Linked DNA regions of Homo sapiens: region 1 is linked to region 2. The links are chromatin loops, found by intact Hi-C in ENCODE. Cell type or tissue: ovary. All regions are shown on one strand. Each heading gives the region's core, and the rest is flanking DNA. Links, peaks and the distances in the headings are about the cores only. Region 1 overlaps TRPM6 (transient receptor potential cation channel subfamily M member 6). Region 2 overlaps NMRK1 (nicotinamide riboside kinase 1).

The links. A loop is a pair of places that touch in the nucleus more often than their neighbours do. Peaks named below come from ENCODE experiments on the same cell type or tissue, not always from the same donor. Only the 100,000 strongest peaks of a DNase experiment are listed, where the experiment ranks them.
Region 1: it touches region 2 in a loop (24-fold over the local background); 104 of 110 quality-filtered maps call a loop at or near these places.

Annotation. Positions count from the first base shown.
Region 1 is chr9:74,772,335-74,782,450 of GRCh38, forward strand. TRPM6 (transient receptor potential cation channel subfamily M member 6) reads right to left here. Exons shown (of 39, transcript NM_017662.5): 23 at 10,028-10,116; 24 at 3,549-3,742. Among named protein-coding and RNA genes, the nearest start is that of TRPM6, 110 kb to the right of the region's middle. In ovary, for the core only: a CTCF peak has its summit at 1,731 (motif pointing right); DNase peaks (open chromatin) are centred at 1,727 and 4,908.
Region 2 is chr9:75,072,651-75,082,766 of GRCh38, forward strand. NMRK1 (nicotinamide riboside kinase 1) reads right to left here. Exons shown (of 9, transcript NM_017881.3): 3 at 4,840-4,930; 4 at 4,509-4,557. Among named protein-coding and RNA genes, the nearest start is that of NMRK1, 10 kb to the right of the region's middle. In ovary, for the core only: a CTCF peak has its summit at 4,670 (motif pointing left); no DNase peak of the experiment used is centred there.

The DNA of each region.
Region 1 (10,116 bases), core at 1,348-9,347, 300 kb before region 2:
TCTTTGAAAATGACTCATATATAGAATTCTTTCTCTTCAATATTTTCACAGGTTAGAATGCTTTCACATTTAAGAAAAATTCACTGCGTTTATATGAAAATGGGGAATCTGTCTTCTTTTCTCTCTGCCAACACTTTCTAAAATTAATTAAATTTTAATTGATTCATATTAGATGTACCTATTTTTGAGATACATGTGATAATTTGATACATTCATATAATCACATCAGGGCAATTGGTGGCACAAGCCTGTAGTCACAGCTACTCAGGAGGCTGAGGCAGATCTCCTTAAATATTTACCTGTCCTTTAAGATAGAAACATTTGAATTATTCTCTTCTAGCTATTTTGAAATGTATAATCAATTAATTTTAACTGTAGTCAACCTACTGATGGCAGGGCATGGTGGCTCACACCTGTAATCCCAGCACTTTGGGAGGCCGAGGCAGGTGGATCACTTGAGATCAGGAGTTCAAGACCAGCCTGGCCAACATGGTGAAACCCCACCTCTAGTAAAAATACAAAAATTGGGGGTTTCCTCTCTCGGCTTTGGAGCCCCCCTCCCTCTATCTCTGTACCGGGGAGCTTCTTCCTTCTTATTTGCCTATTAAACTCTCAGCTCCTTAAAACAAACAAACAAAAAAAATTAGCTGGGTGTGGTGGTCCATGCCTGTAATCCCAGCTACTCAGGAGGCTGAGGTGGGAGAAACATTTGAACCCAGGAGGCAGAGGCTACAGTGAGCCGAGATCGCTCCACTGCACTCCAGCCTGGGCAACAGAGCGAGACTCCATCTCAAACAACAACAACAACAACAACAACAAAAACCCTACCAATCTATTGAACACTAGGTCTTATTTCTTCTATCAAAGTGTATATTTGTGCTCATTAATCAACCTGTCTTCCAACTCTTTTAGCTATTACAATGACAGTAAATAACCAATAGGTTAAATGCAAGATTAGAAGAAGGCAGTCTATTGAAATTAATCCAGTAAGTATAAGAAAGTTTCACCTTGTTACGCAGAGTTTGTGCATACTAAATCCTTCTACTGAAGAATGAGATGTTATTATTACCATTCAATGGCCAATCACAGCTGTATACCTTCTCTGACACAATTATAAATAACTCATTAAAAAGACACATCACTAAGTGATATTATAAGGCTAACACAATTCTTCATCAAACTCCAGCATTCACATTTGGTCTATTACCTTGGCTTTCACTGTTGCCTAATAGAATAATATACCATCTTTTAAGCAAGTTTATAATACTTAGAAAATATATAATGAAGTGATGCTGCTAAAAGGATTAAATTGGAAAGTTCTCTTTCTTGAATGGTTTTGCTTACATTAGGAGAAAAAGAACTAATACAATTCTCCAGAATTTATTTAAAATGCAATTGTTACATTATTTTCTGTTAAAATTAATGACAAAAAATCTGAATTTTAAATTGAAAACATGGCTAAAAGTATTATTCAGCTGTAAAATGTATTCACAACTCAGGTATACAGTGCTTTCTGATTTAAATGGCAGGAAAAAAATTTTCAGACACTGAAAAGATTCGGTATCTCCCACCCCCTACCCAACTCTAATGTCTTCTTTCACTAAAGAATCTCCTATGAGCAAGAAACTTTACAGGTGTCATGATGTGAACCTTATGTGGATCCCTGAGAGCAAACAATCCAGAGTAATTCCAATGACAGGCGCAGCTTGCAGTATGTGGCGCTTTCCTGTAATTGTCCGCAAGGTGGCACTGCTGCCCCTTGTGTAAATGTCTTTATCCTCAATATAAAGGATCAGAAGCAATGTTATGAAAATTCAACAATGTTCCACAAAGCTCAGGGTGAATTCATTTTAAACTTTACTTGAGTTTTATATGAATCATCCTATAAGCACAGACCAAGGTGAACCCAGGAAACGTTCTTTCATGTGGTACTAGGAAGTCTGGGCAAATCCTAGTCAATTCCAGGATTTATCAAGTGATTCACATTCTGCTATTAGGTTGCAATGGTTCTGCAGCCAAAGCCTGGGACGTCTCTCTATTAGCGGCCTGAAATTTACAGTATAATTATAAGCCTTCAAGTTAACTTCAGGTATGCTTTGGCTTTCGTACAAAGGCTGAATCTCTTGGTCAGGGAGCAGGGTATGAAAAAGAAAAAAAAATCTTCAAAGTGACTTAGGAGGAGAAAAAATACTTCACAGAGTCACCTACCACCAGCAAAAGCATATCACCCTGTCAACCCCATAATATACTGCAGGGGATGACCTGTCCCCCTAAGGACCTACCTAAACACATAAATAGCCCGCTATCCCCTTAGCTGAAACTCCTGGAGTCCAGAGTATTTTAGAATTCAGAACTGTTTTTTTCTAGTTTCAGAAAATTAATATAGTGAGTATGTCATAAATGAAGTGAAATCCCTAGTTAAGATTAAAGCAATCCCTAAAATCAAACATATTGCTATTTTCTGCAGCCAACATCAATGAATATTCATACTACAAGAAATAAAGAGAATAAATGGCTTCGCATCAATTCTCATCAGCCTTTTTTGGCCAAATGAGTCTTTCCCCAATTTGTGAAGAAAAAAGGATTTCAGTTTTCAGAGGTATTTTAGATTTAGGAATTGGGAAGAGGATTGCGCATTTATGCCCCCTGCTTCCTGTATTTCTGGGAACTATCTAGAAATGGGCCTGGTACCAATTGTGGAACTGCTTGACAGGAACTACAGAATAAAACCACCAAACGCAATGTTCTCTGACAACAATTAGTACGATAGTCATATCATGCAGTGAAGATCTGGCTAAACAAGATGAATTAGGAAAACCTCAAAATATATAAGCTTATGAAAAAACACAAGTGAGAACCCCTATTTCCGCATCCTGACTCACAGTGTTGCCCAGGCCGAAGTGGCTATTCACAGGCATGATCATGGTGCACCCCAGCTTTAAACTTCTGAGCTCAAGCAATTCTTGTGCCTCAACCTCCTGAGTAGCTAGGACTACAGGCATGCACTACCGCACCCAGTTTCTGAGTTGAGGTTCTTGAAAATAAGAAACATCCATTTCAGAATCACCTCCATGCTCAGTAGATTAGAGAACCAGAGGATCGTGACTCTGGTTAAAGCCCAGCTTTGCTTATCTTTTCTCTTAGACCCCAAGGCCTTCTGTAACTCCATTCTGTCTGAATTCCATCTTCCACAACAAGGAGAACAGTACACGTCACATGACCACTCTCTAGGAGTTATTCTGATGAGTTCTCCGGTCAGCAGAGAAAACACAAGTTTTCCATGTGACATAAAGCCTTTACACAATCAAGCAGAGATTCTCTTCCTACCTATCCCTTTCTAAGTATCCGTTCATCTTGGCAAAAGGCACTGCGACCTCATAATGAGGTCAATATATTTACTCAGACCCAGAGCATCAGCTGATATTCTATTGTCAGGGAACTCCCAGAGCCCCACAGTGCCCTGAACTTAATTTATAATACTCCAGTGCATCTTTGCCTTGAATCCTACTTTTTGCTCTCTTTCTCCTGCCTCACATAGAACAACTTACTTAATCCAACGTCACCCTCTTCTTGGTCGTGAGGAGCTCGATGACAGCACAGGCGGCGGAGGAGAAGGCCCACGTGGCTCAGCAGGATGAGAGGTGGGGGCAGCCAGGGCTTCTCGTGGTAGGTCATGATGTAGCGATAGCGGTTGTATTTCCACAGGTTATTTGAAATGGATTCCATATCTAAGTAAACGTTGCTGTAAGATGAAGTAAGAGAGGGACAATGTTTTAATATGAAGTCTTGAAAGGTAACAGAGTCTATATTTTCCAACATTTATGATTGGCTCACCTGACATTACCGGCAGTTACCCAATACAAATACTATCCACGTGTTTACAATTCTTCTTCCACCAAACAAAATATATTAGCTACCTTCTACAATGAAACATGCTAATCAGAATAACAAGCAGAAGGCAGACATTACAATCAGAGAAAAGAAAATGCCAACATTTTCAGTGTAATGAACAGAAAATCCATTCTGGAACTCAACACTACTCTCAAGTCACCATCTCTTCTCACATAAGAAGCTCTTTTCAGTCCATAATTCATCGTTTATGGGAAACAGCTTTAATGTTCCTCTGTATCATCTACCTAATGTCAAATGTGAGAACTGCTAGAAAAATCCCAGTTAAAATATGCAAACAGTACAGTGTTAGTGAAGAAACGGAAGAAGAATCAATTCATCTTAAAAAACAGAGCTTCTATTAAAATCCAGACAAATTATTTACATTAACTTTACAATAAAAGTAACTCCTTATTGGTAGGTCACTTTGTAGTTGTAACATGGAGATAGGATGGTGAATGTTGATATTATAGAACTTGCCATGGGGGTAATGATTGGAGGTACAGTTATTCTGAAACAATATACCATCCTTAACTACTTAACTTTAAGTATATAATATGATATAAGAGGAACAAAATAAGATGTCCATCTTAATATTTTGCATAGACTAACAAAATTTAGTTTCTTTTTAAAACAATTCTTCTTCTTGCAGTGTCAAAATTTTAGTTTATTTAGAGAAAGATAGCAGAGTAGAACTGGAGGAAGGCAGCCAAATTTAGCAAATAAAAACACAGATAACCCATAACTTGAACAGTGATAAAGAAAAGGAACCAGGATTATCCTGGAGAAAGCCATCTTTGGGTAAGAATAGAAGTTTCTCAGAATCCATAAAGAAGGTGATTGAAACATAGATGACTGGGTTATATCAGGAGTTCTCAAGCATGTTTTCTGAACCAGCAGCAGCAGCATCACCTGAGAACATGTCAGAAATGCACATTTTTGGGGCCTGGTCAATGAGTGGGAAACTCTAGGGTTGCACATGCTATTAATAGCAGTTTCACTCCAACGTGACAACAGCCTTCCACCAGCAGGTGGCGACTTAACAGTGTATTTAAATTTTGGGGGTTGGTTGGTTGGTTTTTGTTTTTTTCAATTATTTTATAAAGAATTGTCTGTAACCAGCTCCTGGACAAGTAGTCAGATCTGGGGTTGGTCACTTTGTATGGTCTTCAGTGTGTTCATCTCTAACGTGAGAAATTTGTCCTATGCGAGGATTTCTCAACTTCTTTTTTGACACTGGACATTTGTTGTTGTTGTTGGCCAGGAGGCTCACAAAGAGGCCTTTATTTATCTAGCTCAAAGTATACACTACCACAGTCTTGTTTGCTACTCCTTCTACTAAAATAGTTCAAATCAATGTTTCTACCACACTATCAAAAAGTTATATTTCTTTTTGTCTCCCCACATCAGAGTGGTTGAATAGAAGGTAGAAACAGGCCAAGAGTCCATAGGCTCCCAGCTCTAAACCGTGCCAGGGCAGGAAGGGGTGGCTCCAGGTCTCACTGTGGCACCTTCTACAGAAAATAGACGTAGCTGCCAGGCCCGGGGACAGAAACCAGACATCCCAGTATATCTCCAAAAAGCAGCACAAATACTTTCCCCCACAGTATGAAAAATACACACCTCTAGCACTCTGCAGTCGTGCATTTAGTTTTCTTTAAGAACAAACAAATCAGTAGTTATGTATCCTGTTTCCTCAAGTTTCAAGAAAAAAAATGAAAGGTCACTCTTTTCTCTTTAAACACTGATGTGTAGCTAGCAACTTGGATAAAAAGGTGCCACCCTACAAAATGCCGCTCAGCATGTTCTGATGCCAGGATGGGCTTGGCCGCCTGGGCTGGGGCTAGAAAGGAGACCTCCAGCTGTCCCAGTGGAAACTGAAGCCGAGTGTCGGTGCTGCATTTGGCTTCAAGATCGAGAATCAGAGCCTTTGAAATGGAAAGGGGGCATCTGAAAGGGCACCCCCACCAGGGGCTTTTCAGAGCTAAGGCTCCAGAAGGAAGGGGTCGCCCTGCTAGTGACAGAGCTGGGAGTCACTCTGAGCTGCAGCCCCCACAGGATCCCCCTGTGGGAGGCCCCATCTGACCCTCTCCAGCCCATGGCTCTCTGCAACTGCCACCTATACTCAGGTATATGGCTTTGCTGCTGCTGGCTTTTAAAATCAGCTATTATGTTTGAGATGTGACTGTCACCAACAGAGTTCTGTCCTAAAAAGCCATCCCAGTGCCATGTTGGCTCAGGGGGCACCAGCTTTGTGCTGCCTCCATAATAGGCAGGAGAGTTCTCAAAGCAATGTTCCACTGATCCCTGGACGCCACTGCAGCATTAGGGACAGGGTCAGTCCCCTGGAAGGGAAAGGTGGCTTCAAGGCTGTTCTCTGGGCCGTTTGCAGGAGATCTGCAGGTACCAGGAGCCCATACTTATCACTTCTTTCAGTGGTGGCCAAGCCAACCAGACCCAAACATGATGCACACGGGCTCCCAGACTTGGCTCCCACTCAAAATTGACCCACACCCCTTGGGCTGCTCTACAGTTCTTTGGACTCCAAGATCCAGAAGGGCCTCTGCCCAGCTGCCTGCTTGGGCAAGACTCACTGGGTACCATGAGCAGCAGGTGTTCACCCAACCTCGAGTGTACACCCCTAGTGACTGGGAGTGCACCACCTCACCAGGCAACACTCCTTCCCAAAGAGTCCAAAGAGCCTCCTGGTGACACCCACAGCAGGAGCATCACACCATCCCATCAACAGCCCCCACTTACCTTCCTGGGGCTAAGATGCGGGGTGTGAGCCTTTCCCCTGAGAGCAAACGGGCAGTGAGACACTGGACATTTTTAATAAACAAAAATCTCAGACTACCAGCCTGGGCAACATGGTGAAACCCTGTCTCTACCAAAAATACAAAATTTAGCTGGACATAGTGGCATGCACCTGTGGTCCCAGCTACTCGGGAGGTTGAGGTGGGAGGATTGCTTGAACCAGGGAGGCGGAGGTTGCAGTGAACTGAGATCACACCACTGCACCACTCCAGCCTGAGTGACAGAGTGAATCCCTATCTCTCCCCATGCCCCCACAAAAAACTCAGATCCTTTTATTATCTGATCTATAAAAATAGCTATTATAACTAAACACCAGCAAATATTCCAAGTTCCTAAAATGGTTGGGCTAAGAGAGATGATGACTATCATATAACCAGCAGGAAGGTATGTCTTCCCCATGTTTAGGTAACAACACAGCAGTCACTTTTTTTTTAAAAGAATTTTGATTTACTTTGCTGACTCTCAACCCCTGTCTTCCCTACTTTTGTTACTTGTTATATTTTCCTCTTCAGTAAGATAAGCAAGGAATCAAATACCTAGCACAGTGCCTGACAGTTAAGAGGCATCTAGAAAATATGAGTTTCTTCCCATTACTTCACTTGGTTTCTTTTGTCTAGGAAACAAATATGTGTCAGGCACTCTTTTCAGTGTTTGAGGTAAATTGCTTGCTTCTGAGCAAGACGAGAAGAGGTGAGGAAGTGGCCCATACTGGTAGCTGCAGGAAAAGCATTCTAGGCAGAGGGAATAGCAAGTGCAAAGGCACCTGTATGGTCTGAAAAACTGAGGGGCCAATGTGGTTGGAGAGGAATGGGTCAGGGGAAGACTAGTGTGATGCATGATTTAAGAAGTGACGGCTGGGCGCAGTGGCTCACACCTGTAATCCCAGCACTTTGGGAGGCCAAGGTGGGCGGATCACAAGGTCAGGAGTTCAAGACCAGCCTGGCCAATATGGTGAAACTCTGTCTCTACTAAAAATACAAAAATTAGCCGGGTGTGGTGGCATGCACCTGTAGTCCCAGCTACTCGGGAGGCTGAGGCAGAAGAATCACTTGAACCCGGGAGGCAAAGGTTGCAGTGAGCCGAGATAACACCAGTGCAGTCCAGCCTGGACAACAGAGAGAGACTCAAAAAAAAAAAAGTGACAGGGGCCAGGCATGGTGGCTCACACCTGTAATCCCAGCACTTTGGGAGGCCGAGGTGGGTGCAGGAATTTGAGACCAGCCTGGCCAACAGGGTGAAACCCTGTCTCTACTAGAAATACAAAAATTAGCCAGGTGTGTGGCACACACCTGCAATCCCAGCCACTTGGGAGGCTGAGGTAGGACACCTGCTTGAACCTGGGAGGCAGAGGTTGCAGTGAGCTGAGATCGTGCCATTGCACTCTAGCCTGGGTGACAAAAGTGAAACTCCGTCTCAAAAAAAAAAAAACGAAGTGACAGAAAAGCCAACTCACATGGGGCCATATAAGTCATTGTAGTGACTTAAACTTTTACCCAGAAGTAAAATGGGAGGCACTGAAGAGTTTGGAGCAGAAGAGTAATATCCTCTGATGTCTGCTTTTAAAGGGTCATTTGGACTACTGTGTTGAGAAAAGAATATAGGGAGTCAAAGACAGAAGCAGAGAGATAAATTAGAGGCTCTGTGGTAACAGTGGGGTAGTGAGAGGTCATTAAATCAGTTATCTATTTGAAGGTTGAGTTAACAGAAGTTCCTGAGAGTTTAGAGGTAGAGGTTCAAGAGACATTAAGAATGACTCCATGTACAGAATCATGGTGTAGAGCAGAGAAAAAGTAAGAAGGACTACTTAGTTTTTGGTGTAAACAACTGAAAAGCTGGAACATCAACAAAAACTCGTGTTCTTCCTCACAGATTTGGGAAAGACTACATTAAATATTATAAATAAAAGTATGTTGGGAAAGAGGGGAGATGAAGAGTTTGGGTATTTTAAATTTTAGAAATCTATTAAATTTCTAACTGGTGAAGGAAGGGGCCAGTTGGATCTCCATGGCTGGAGTTTAAGAAAGAGAACTGGGCTGGGGATATAAATTGGGTGTGCTCAGGATATACAGGAAACTGAAAGAGATCACAAAAAGCATAAATAAAGGAAGAGGCAGGTCCGGGCTCAGGGACATTCCAATGTTAAAAGGTTGGGGAGAAGATGATCCAGAAAAGAAGATTGAGAAGTAGTGAGAAGTGACAGAGAAGAAAACAGAGGGCCTGGCACAGTGGCTCACTCCTATAATCCCAGCACTTAGGGAGGCAGAGGCAGGTGGATCACTTGAGGTCAGGAATTTGAGACCAGCCTGGTCAACACGGTGAAACCCCGTCTCTACTAAAAATACAAAAATTAGCCAGGCATGGTGGCAGGCGCCTGTAATCCCATCTACTTGGGAGGCTGAGGCAGGAGAATTGCTTGAACCCAGGAGGCAGAGGTTGCAGTGAGCTGGGGTCACACCAACTGCACTCCAGCCTGGGTAACAGAGCAAGACTCTATCTCAAAAAAAAAAAAAAAAAGAAGAAAAAGAAAGAAAGGAAAAGAAAAGAAAAGGAAACGAAAGAGAGGAAAGGAGAGGAGAGGAAAGGAGAGGAAGAAAGAGAGAGAGAGAAAGAGAGAAAACAGAGAACAGGGGAAGCTGGGAGCAAGTGAAGAAAGCATATCAAGAACTCCTTAACCAACTTGCAATTCCATCACTTGCTATCCTTTCATAATTCGAACTTACTGCCTAATCACAACTCAAGATCTCCTTGCATTTTGATGTTGTTACATTGTACTTTCCCCCCACAGTCAGTTCTCCATATCTGCGGGTTCCACATCTGTGGATTCAAATAACCACAGATTGAAAATATTTGGGGAAAAGAAAAGGATGATCGTGTCTGTGCTGAACATGCAGAGACGTTTTATCTTTGTCATTATTCCCTCAACAATACAGTATAGCAACCATTTACATCGCATTAATACTATATTAGGTATTATAGAGAATTTAGAGATGCTTTAAAGTATACAGGAGGATGTGCCTAGGTTATATGAAATACTACACCATTTTCTATAAGGGACTGGAGCATCCATAGAGTTTGGTATCTGCAGGGGGTCCTAGAACAAGTCCTCCACAGATAACGATGGATGACTGCATTTATTATTTCACTGTTTCCCATGCTCCATGTCCTTCTTATCAGTAGTTTTATGTGCATATTTCAAAACAATAATAATAAATATAGAACACACAAAAATCAAAGGTTACATACTCAAAGTACATGTGAATCTACTCAACATATCTGCCCACATTTCTTATTTAAATAATCATATTTAATTGAAATAACCTACTTGAAGAAAGCAATCAACAGGTTCACCATGATGATATATTGCACGAAGAGGTAGACAGCTTGCAAGAATGGAGTAAGAAAAGAACCAGG
Region 2 (10,116 bases), core at 1,429-9,428:
CATATCTTTGAAATTTTCCATTAGAAAAAGTTTTTGAAAATCAGAAAAAAGGGTAATGCTTACTTTTCAAACATTTGGTTATTGATTTTTAATTTACTTCATGGTGATTATAGAGTATCTTTACATTTCTTCAATCCATAAAATGTATTAGGACTTACTCCATGCCCTTGCATATATGGACTGTTTGGGGTAATATATTCCATGTACTCAAGAAAAAAAAATATGTATTCTGCTGTTATTAGGTGCATGTTCTGTACATGTCAGTTTTTGGTCAAGTTAGTTAATTGTATTGTTCAAATCTGTTATATCATTAGCAATTTTTGTCTGTGAGTCTCATTAGTGGCTGTTATGAGTTGAATGCGTCCCCCTATGTTAAAGTCCTAATGCCCAGTTCTCCAGAATGTGACTGTTTGGAAATATGGTCATTACAGATACAATCAGTTAAGGTGAGGTCACACTGGAGTAGGGTGGGTACCTGATGCAATATGACTGGTTACAGAAGGAGAAAATTCAGACACACACAGGGAGAGCACCATGTGGAGATGTAGTCAGGGACTGGGGTGATGCAGCCGAAACCAAGGCTGCCGGAGATTTCAGCAAACACCAGAAGCCAGGAGAGGGGCACCGAAAAGAGTCTCCCTCACAGCCTCAGAGGGAACCCACCCTGCTGACACCTGGATCTCAGACTTCTGGCCTCTTGAATTGTGAGACAATAATTTTCTGTTGTTTAAGGCATTCTGTGGTACTTTGTTATGTTGCCCTAGCAAACTAATACACAAAGGAAGTTGTGTTAAAATCCCCCTCATCAGCTAGGCGTGGTGGCTCACACCTGTATCCCAGTACTTTGGGAGGCTGAGGTGGGCAGATCACCTAAGGTCAGGAGTTGGAGACCAGCCTGGCCAACATGGCAAAACCCCAAATCTACTTTAAAAAAAAAAATTAGTCAGGCGTGGTGGTGTGTGGCTGTAGTCCCAGCTACTCAGGAGGCTGAGGCATGAGAATTGTTTGAACCTGGGCAGCAGAGGTTGCAGTGAGCCAAGATCACACCACTGCACTGCAGCCTGGGTGACAGAGTGAGACTCCATCTCAATAAAAAATAAACAAACAAACAAAAAACTCCCACACCGATTGTGGATTTGTGTCTTTCTCTCCTCTTAGCTCTGTCAGTGTTTACTTAATGCATTTTAATGTTATGGTATTAGGTAGATAAAAATTTTAGGTTGTTTTATCTTCCTGTCGAAGTAACTCATTTCTCTCTCTCTCAGTAATACTCAGCCTTAAAGTTTACTTCGTTTGGTATTAGTATAGTTGCTAGAGTTATAACAGTTCTTTCAGTAGGTGTTTCCATCATGGATCTTTTTCTAGCCTTTTACGGCCTATATTTCTATGTCCTTATACATATCCTTTTTCTTTTTTTTCTTTTTTGAGACAGAGTCTCGCTCTGTTGCCCAGACTGGAGTGCAGTGGCACAACCTTGGCTCACTGCAACCTCAGCCTCCCAGGTTCAAGTGATTCTCCCGCTTCGGCTTCCTGAGTAGCTGGGACTATAGGCGTGAGTTACCGCACCTGGCCATTAAGTCTTTCTCTTTTAAGGAGCTTATTGTTGGCTTAAAAAAAAAAATACCAGTCTGACAATTTTTGGAGTATTTTAGTTCCTTTCACTTAATGTGGCTACTGGTATATTTGGGCTTAAATCTATCATCTTACTATTATTTTCTATTTTTCCACCATCTTTTGATTTATTTATTTATTTTTTTGAGACAGTCTCACTCTGTCACCTAAGCTGGAGTGCAGTGGCATATCTCGGCTCACTATAGCCTTTGCCTCCCGGGCTCAAGTGAGCCTCTCGCCTCAGTCTCCTTGGTAGCTGGGACCACAGGTGCGCACCACCACACCTGGCTAATTTTTGTATTTTTTGTAGAGACAGGGTTTTGCCATGTTGCTCAGGCTGGTCTTGAACCCCTTGGACTCAAGTAATCTACCCACCTTGGCCTCCCAAAGAGCTGGGCTTACAGGTGTGAGCCACCACACCCGGCCATCCCTTGATTTTTAATTTTTGTTTTGACTTCTTTCATATTAATCAACTATATTCCATTGAAAATGAATTATTTCCTCTACAAACTTGGTAGTTCCACATTTTAAAACTATCCTGTTTGTGCTCAGAAAGCCTTGACTAGTACTTTGATTTACCTTAAATTTGTACATTTACCTAAAATGTTCAAGTTTTTCCTTAAGATAGATTCCTGATGTGAGATGCTTGAAGTCATGGCATGAACATGCTAAGTTTGGGACACATGCTCAACCTCCTTTCCAGAAAGACTGTACCAATTTATCTATATACTTCCATCTAAAGTATATTAGGGCCTTTGTTTTACTGAGCCCATGCTATCACTGGCTAATTATCATTGCTTTAAACATCTTCGTTTACTTGGTAAGTGGGAAAAAAAGTAACTTGCAGTTCTTTAAGGTTGACTTTTATTGTACATTTATTAATCCAATAACTGACTGCTTCTATGAAGAGCTTATTCACATCCTTAGGCCCTTTTCCTACTGGGATATTAGTTTTTCTTATCAGTTTGTAAGAATTCATTAAAAATTAGAAATAGTAATTCTTTTCCAATTGTTGAAAACTGTTTTTCCTTGTTTTTCACCCTTACTTTGTAATGATTTTTCTCACTAACCTCTGGACGAGAGGAAGAGAAGAAAAAAAAAATGATCCTGGCTGCAACTCAAGATGCAAGAACAGAGAGTGAGTCAAGAATTTTGCCTCTCATAAAACTATTATGTGTCTGTAAGAACTGATTGATAACACTTTTCCTAAAAGGTTATCAGTTAAAAATAGAGAACATTATGACTTTTTAAAGAGAGCTCCCTCTGTCACTAGTTTGTGTAAGTATTCAATGATCATCTTTTTAATTATAAAAGTTAATAAGATAATCAAATATTAAACTGCCTATTAGCATGATATTCTCTACAAAAAATGTTTTATGATAGGCTGTAATCCTTTGGCTTCAAAACTGTGAGCTTGGAGTAAGGAATGAGGAGAATCCATCTAAAATATATTCACAAACCTTTCTGAACAGAGAAAAAAACAAAACCAAACCACAGTGGCCTAGTACTTTGGCCACCAAGAAGGAAAGCTGAAAGAATGAGAGAATATAGTTTGCTCCAGGCAAAATTCTCTCATGGGTGGTTGAGGGTGGCCAATGTAGCTACTTATACATCTTCAGAACAGGAATGGGCAGAGGGACAGCAAGCCTAACTTGCTTCAGAAGAAAACCCTGTGATTCCATGTGGAGAAAGGGGAACCATCATATACTATTGGAAGGAATGTAAATTAGTACAGCCACTATGGAGAAGTACAGAGATTCCTCAAAAAATTAAAAATAGAACTACCTCATGATCCAGCAATTCTATTACCAGGTATATATCCAAAATAAAAGAAATCAATATATCCAAGAAATAGCTGCACTCCCATGTTTATTGCAGCACTATTCACAAATAGCCAGAATATGAAATGAACCTAAATACCCATCGATGAATAAATGAACAAAGAAAGTATGGTGTGTATATGTAATGGAATATCATGCAGCCTTAAAAAGAATGAAGTCCTGTCATTTGCAGCAACATGGATGGAACGGGAGGCCATTATGTTAAATGAAATAAGTCAGGCATAGAAAGACAAATATCCCATGTCCTCATGCATATGTGGGAGCTAAAACAAGTGGATTTCATGAAGATAGAGAGTAGACTGGTGGTTACCAGAGACCCGGAAGGGGAGGCAGGTGGGGGGGAATGAAGGGAGAAAAAAAAGTATTTATTACAAATGAACTGTACACTTAAGATTGGTAAAGATAGTAAATTATATAGGCATATTTTACCTCAATGAAAAAGAAGAAAAATCTATCATTTCAGTGTTTTCAGTTTTATTATTTCATTTTAAAAAATATATATTTTTGAGACAGGGTCTCACTCTGTCACCCAGGGTGGAGTACAGTGGTGCGATCTCGGTTCACTGCAGACTCAGTGTCCTGGGCAAAGTGATCCTCCCACCTTAGCCTCCAAAGGAGCTGTGACTACAGGCATGCACCACCACACCTGGCTAATTTTTGTATTTTTTTGGGTAGAGATGGAATCTCCCTATGTTGCTCAGGCTGGTCTGAAACTCCTGAGCTTAAGTGATCTGCCTGCCTCGGCCTTCCAAAAGTGCTGGCATTACAGGTGTAAGCCTCCAAGCCTGGCCCCAGTGTTTTCAGTTTTAAATATAAAACTGGAAAAAGGTTTTAACTTATTTAAATAGTTCAACATAAATCAGAAACCTACAAATGCAGGCTTAAAGTACAACAATATATTTAAACACATTTTAAGACTGCCTTCACAGATATAGTGAAGTTCTTTTTTTAAATTTTTGTTCCACAGAACCATCAACTTCAACATAGTGAAGTTCTTTGGGTTTGAAAAAGAAAATGAACATAAGCATATAATATTTGACAAGTAAATCTACTTACCATCGTACTGCAAAAATCCATTTTTATCTGTCTCTATCTCAGACTCTGGCTGGAAAAATAATAAAGTACCCATCAAAACAGTGTGTAGGAAAGAAATAATACAATTATAGACTAAAAAGGAGAGAAGTCTTTAATAAATGCTTTGGATGATCAAAGAAAGATCAGCACTGATAGACAGTGCCATCTAGTGGATAAGTAACACCATTGCACTGAGCCTAATTTCAATACAAAACGTAAATCTCTAGCCAAAGACTTCTTGGATGTAATTCAATTAACGTGGTGGTTAAACATTTTTGTATTAAATAAATAATTTAAGAAGTTTTATAGATACCTTGAAGAAATCATCCTGAGATATGACACTGCAATTTGGGAGGTGTTTCTGCAAATTCTTAGCCAGTGTTGTTTTGCCACTGTTTGTCACACTGAAGCAAAGAAAAAAGAAAGTACCAAGAAGGAAAATGCATTAAAAATCATTAAACACTTTTTTTTTTTTGAGAGACAGGGTCTCGCTGTGTCACCAAGGCTGGAGTGCAGTGGTGCAATCTTGGCTCACTGCAACCTCCGATTCATGGGTTCAAGTGATTCTCCTGCCTCAGCCTCCCGAGGAGCTGGGATTACAGGTGCCCGCCACCATGCCCGGCTAATTTCTGTATTTTTAGTAGAGATGGGGTTTCGCCATGTTAGACAGGCTGGTCTGAAACTCCTGACCTCAGATGATCCACCTGCCTTGGCCTCCCAAAGTGCTTGGACGTGAGCCACCAGGCCTGGCCCAAAATTAAACACTTTAAAATAATTTTTTAAGAGGGTATTTAAAGCAATATTTACTATTTAAGAAAAAAATGATTTCTTTCATAGATAGTGCCTTAAACCACAGGCACTGGTAGATCTGATGTACTTAATAATAAGAAATAAGCTGGGAAAGATGAAGGAGAAAGGTAACTACCAAGTAAGGGAACTGAGTAACACTAACACTTAAAAATACAGACACTGTGTTGGAAGCAAAATTTTTTTTGCCTATGTCAAAATATTCACATGGTTCATATGCAACACAGAGAATATGAGTAGCACATTTTAGTGCAAGTGTATAAAACTGCATATGGTCACTGTGATTTTGCCTCAAGGCACAGTGGAAAAAACAGAGGAGTGGCTTATTACAAGCCCACCTACCATGAAATCACATTTCCTCTGCGATGCCTCCTTTTCCCCATCTCTCTCCACCTGGGGGCCAGCTGGGAGGTCTGCTGTAGCTTATCACAACAGGCCAGTTATTTGTCTCTTCTGACCGGACTGTGAAGTCCAGGAGAAGGGGCACTGAGTTACTCCTCTTTAGATCTAGTTTTGCAGCATCGAGGAGATCACACGGGAGGGAGGCACTTCTCGATTCAGTCATTTATTGAAAGCGTGTTTTAACCTGGGGCTCATGTCTGTGAACATAAGTCAGGGCATCTGTGAACTTGAATGAGAAAAAAATTATACCTTTATTTTCATTGAATTCTGACAGAAATTTAGCATCTCCTTTAATTATAAATGTAAGTGATATAAGTACCTCTGACATTCACCAAGAGAAATCACAGATGTTTTCATATTATGTTGCAGTTGGGGTGGATATCTTGAAGTATCATCGATGTTCATTATTGTTTCTGATTTATGGCATTGTTTAGACCCACTTCTGGCTATTGTTATTTAATATATTAACATAGAAGAGTATATATCACAATATCACAAATTTGTTTTTAAAAATATTTTTATAACTATATTTCAATATAACCAATTTCTTTTGTATTCCTGCATTTTATTTTGTACACTTAAAACTATTACTCTGAGGTCAAGATTTCACCATACCACCAAAATGTTCACAGCACAAAAACCTCCTGACTACACATCTATTTGTAAGAAACTTTGCTTAATCCCAGATGAGATCAATCCACAAATACTTATAATCTAGAAAAGGGAAAATGAACTAATATCCATTCATCAAAATGGCTTGTATATAACTCAATTACTACCTTATACCTCAAGGTAGAAGGAACCTGATTCACAAGATTTCTCATGTAACCTTACGATATACAATTGGGTAGGATATGGGCCATCTCTTTGAAAACGATGAAAAGTGAGTGGGTGCTACCCTATGTATCAAGAACATATTATGACTTTTCCCCTTCTTTAACAAAAATGTCTGTAAACCATACCAAATGTCCATAGTTTAGGTATTAAGTTTTGGTTTAAATGAGATAGTGAACAGGGGTGACTTTATTACAATATGAACAATCTGGCTAGAAAAATCTGTCATTTTTTAGACTTATCTCTGTTAAGATCACGCAGTCAAACCAACAGTAGTAATTAGATCCTTTCTCACTGACTTAGCTAAAGCTAATGAGAAATACACACCCCATTTTTGCACAAGCCTTGGAGGAGACAGATCGGCTAGAAGACAGTCTGAGATATGGAGAGGAGAGGGGAGAAAAAGTATTTAAACAAGCCTGCACCTAAGATCCACACTCAGACTGCAGACATCCTGGTCAGGTGACAGCTCAGGCCACCCAAAACATGGCGGAAAGGAATAGGAACCTTCCTTGGGGAAGGGAATAGGATGGGGGAAAGGGATAGGAATGGGGGAATAGGATGGGGTAAAGGAATAGGAAGGCCACCCAAAACATGTGGGAAAGGAATAGGAACATTTTCCTATGGCACGCCCACAACCACCACGTGTAGCTTGCGTGTGCTACCCAACCTGAGGAGAAGCGTGCCCAGCATGCATTCTGTCCTAGGATCTGAGGAAGGAAAAAGGGTGACTACTTGGTGCCACTCCCTTCTTTGCTCACAACACCCAAATAAATGCACAACTCCTGGCCCATTTATTTTTTATGTGCCAGGTAACAAGAGGGCTCATTGTATTTGGACATAACAGTGGGCTGGGGAGAAGTTAAAAGGCTGTCTGTAATTACTCAAACACGTGGAGAATACATTCTGCAACAGGTAGATGTTAATATTCCAATTTTCCAGTTGAGGAAACTAAGGATTGAGAAGTTGTATACTAATAAAACTAGTCCATGTTAAGTAATGGAGATGGGAAAGTCTAATGCCAGGATGGATTTAAACTTTTTTATGTTGTGGGACTCTGAGAGAATCCCATGAAGGTTATCATCTCTTTCCCCAGTGACTGAGTTTGGATGTTTGTCCCCTCCAGATCTCATATTGAAATGTGATCCCTGGCCGGGTACGGTGACTCACACCTGTAATCCCAGTACTTTGGGAGGTCGAGGTGGGTGGATCACCTGAGGTCAGGAGTTCAAGACCAGCCTGGTCAACATGGTGAAACCCCACCTCTATTAAAAATACAAAAATTAGCTGGGCGTGGTGGTGCATGCCTGTAGTCCCAGCAACTTGGGAGGCTGAGGCAGGAGAATCGCTTGAACCCAGGAGGCGGAGGCTGCAGTGAGCCGAGATTGCACCACTGCACTCCAGCCTGGGCGAGCAAGACTCTGTCTCAAAAAAGAAATGTGATCCCCAAGCTGGAGGTGGGGCCTGCTGGCAGGTGTTTGGCTCATGAGGGCAGATCGCTCATGAAGGGTTTGGTGCCATCCCCATGGTAATGAGTGAGTTTTTGCTCTGTTGGTTCACGTGAGAGCTGGTTGTTTAAAAAGTCTGAAACCTCCCTCTCACTCTCTCTTGCTCCTTCTTCCGCCATGTGACATGCTGGATCCCCTTCATCTTCCACCATGACTGTAAGCTTCCTGAGGCCCTCATCAGAAGCACATATCACCACCATGTTTCTTGTAGAGCCTGCAGAACAGTGAGCCAAATAAACCTCCTTTTCTTTATAAATTACTAAGCTTCAGGCATTCCTTTATAGCAAGACAAATGGACTAACACACCCAGAAAAATGACTGTCTTTACATTTGTGTTAAATTTCCAGGAAGTTCATGGATGCCCCCTGAATTCCTTCAGAACCCCTGTTATTTGCAATTGAATAATTACTAAGTTATTACTTCCCTATGAAGTAATTATTCGATTGAGGCTTATTGGACAATTACTTCCTAGGGAAGCAAGTGGCTAAGTTCATAAGATGCAAGGCAGGAACAAAAGTCGCCTTAACTGAATCCGGCATGGGCTTCACAGGTGCAGCAGCACTAAAATGAAACTGAGGCACTTGGCCAGGAGCAGTGGCTCATCCTTGTAATCCCAGCACTTTGGGAGGCCCAGATGGGAAGATTGTTTGAGGTCAGGAGTTCAAGACCAACCTGGATAACATAGTGAGACCCTGTTTCTTAAAAGAAAAAAATTAGAAATCATGGCACTTGCTAAATAAAAGATAGTGGAAAGAAGGCTTTCTTAGGGAGTTATGGATAGTACCTAGTACACAGGACAAGACAGAAGGTAGGTTTCTAGGTATACGGCCCTGTATTGGGACATTGAGAAGAGGGAAATCTTATTTACAGAGATGCCAGATGAAGGCTGGATTGGATCCTGTAGTGGACTTTGTAGTTGCCTCTCCAGGTTCCATGTCTGTTTTCTAGGTCCGGTTGGGACTGCTCCCACTCTCAATTCCAGAACAGAACCCACTGACCTAAACCAATCAGTGTAATCCCACCTCTTTTACCATGGTGGCTGAGTGTATGTGGACCAGGCTTATCCAGCAAAGGGAGACCTATGACCTAGGGGAAGAGAAGCATTTCCCCTTCTGCCCAGTGACAGGCTATGAAGAAACAAGTCACAGGGCTCCTAGTAGATCTTTGTGACCAAAAGGATAAGCCAATTCTAAGATGAACCCAAATGAAAGACACATAAAAGAGAGAAAAACTGCCTTTGGTGATACCACTGAGCTCCTGTATCAAATTTTTCCCGCAGCCTGCTACCCCTGAGGCTAATACATTTCCTTTATTACTTACAGATGGCCTTCATACATCATGATATTCAGATTTAATTCTCAATAACTCGGAACCACTGAATATCATTCATCAGGCAGATAATCAAAATGTTCTGTATGAAGATTAAACTGATAGAGGTGTGTAGGAAAGATTAGAAGGGAAAGATGGGGACTAGGGAATGACAGCCTGTATCAGGATGGTGGCAGTGAGGGTGAGAAGGAAGAGAAACACAAGAGAAGTACTGCAGAGAAAAACTGAACTTTTCTTCTGGTTAGATGGGAGGCAAAGCAGAGTTCTAACATTTAGTTCACTCAATTTTACTTCTGATTGATGACTTACTATGGTAATGTAATACCATAACACAATGATTTCCCCAAAATTACAAACAAAGTAGTCTCAGATATTTTATTAATTGGGTCACAAACAATGTGAATATACTTAGAGTAAAGGTGAACATAATATGGTAGCAAAACAAATAATGTCATTTTCAGTTGATGTTGATGTTTTATTTGCATGCCTGCCTATGGCACCACAGGTAGGATGACCATATAATTTAGAACATGTTTGAGAGAAAGAGAGGTGCATCCAGGGCCACAAGGATTAGCTTGGGCAACATGGGACATAAGGCCACCCAAAACATGGGGGAAAGGAATGGAGGTGAAGGTGTTCTGTATACCAAATGTCTGAAGCTGGGCACAGCTGGAAAGAAACTAAGTTTTCTCCTCCATCGTGATGAAGGA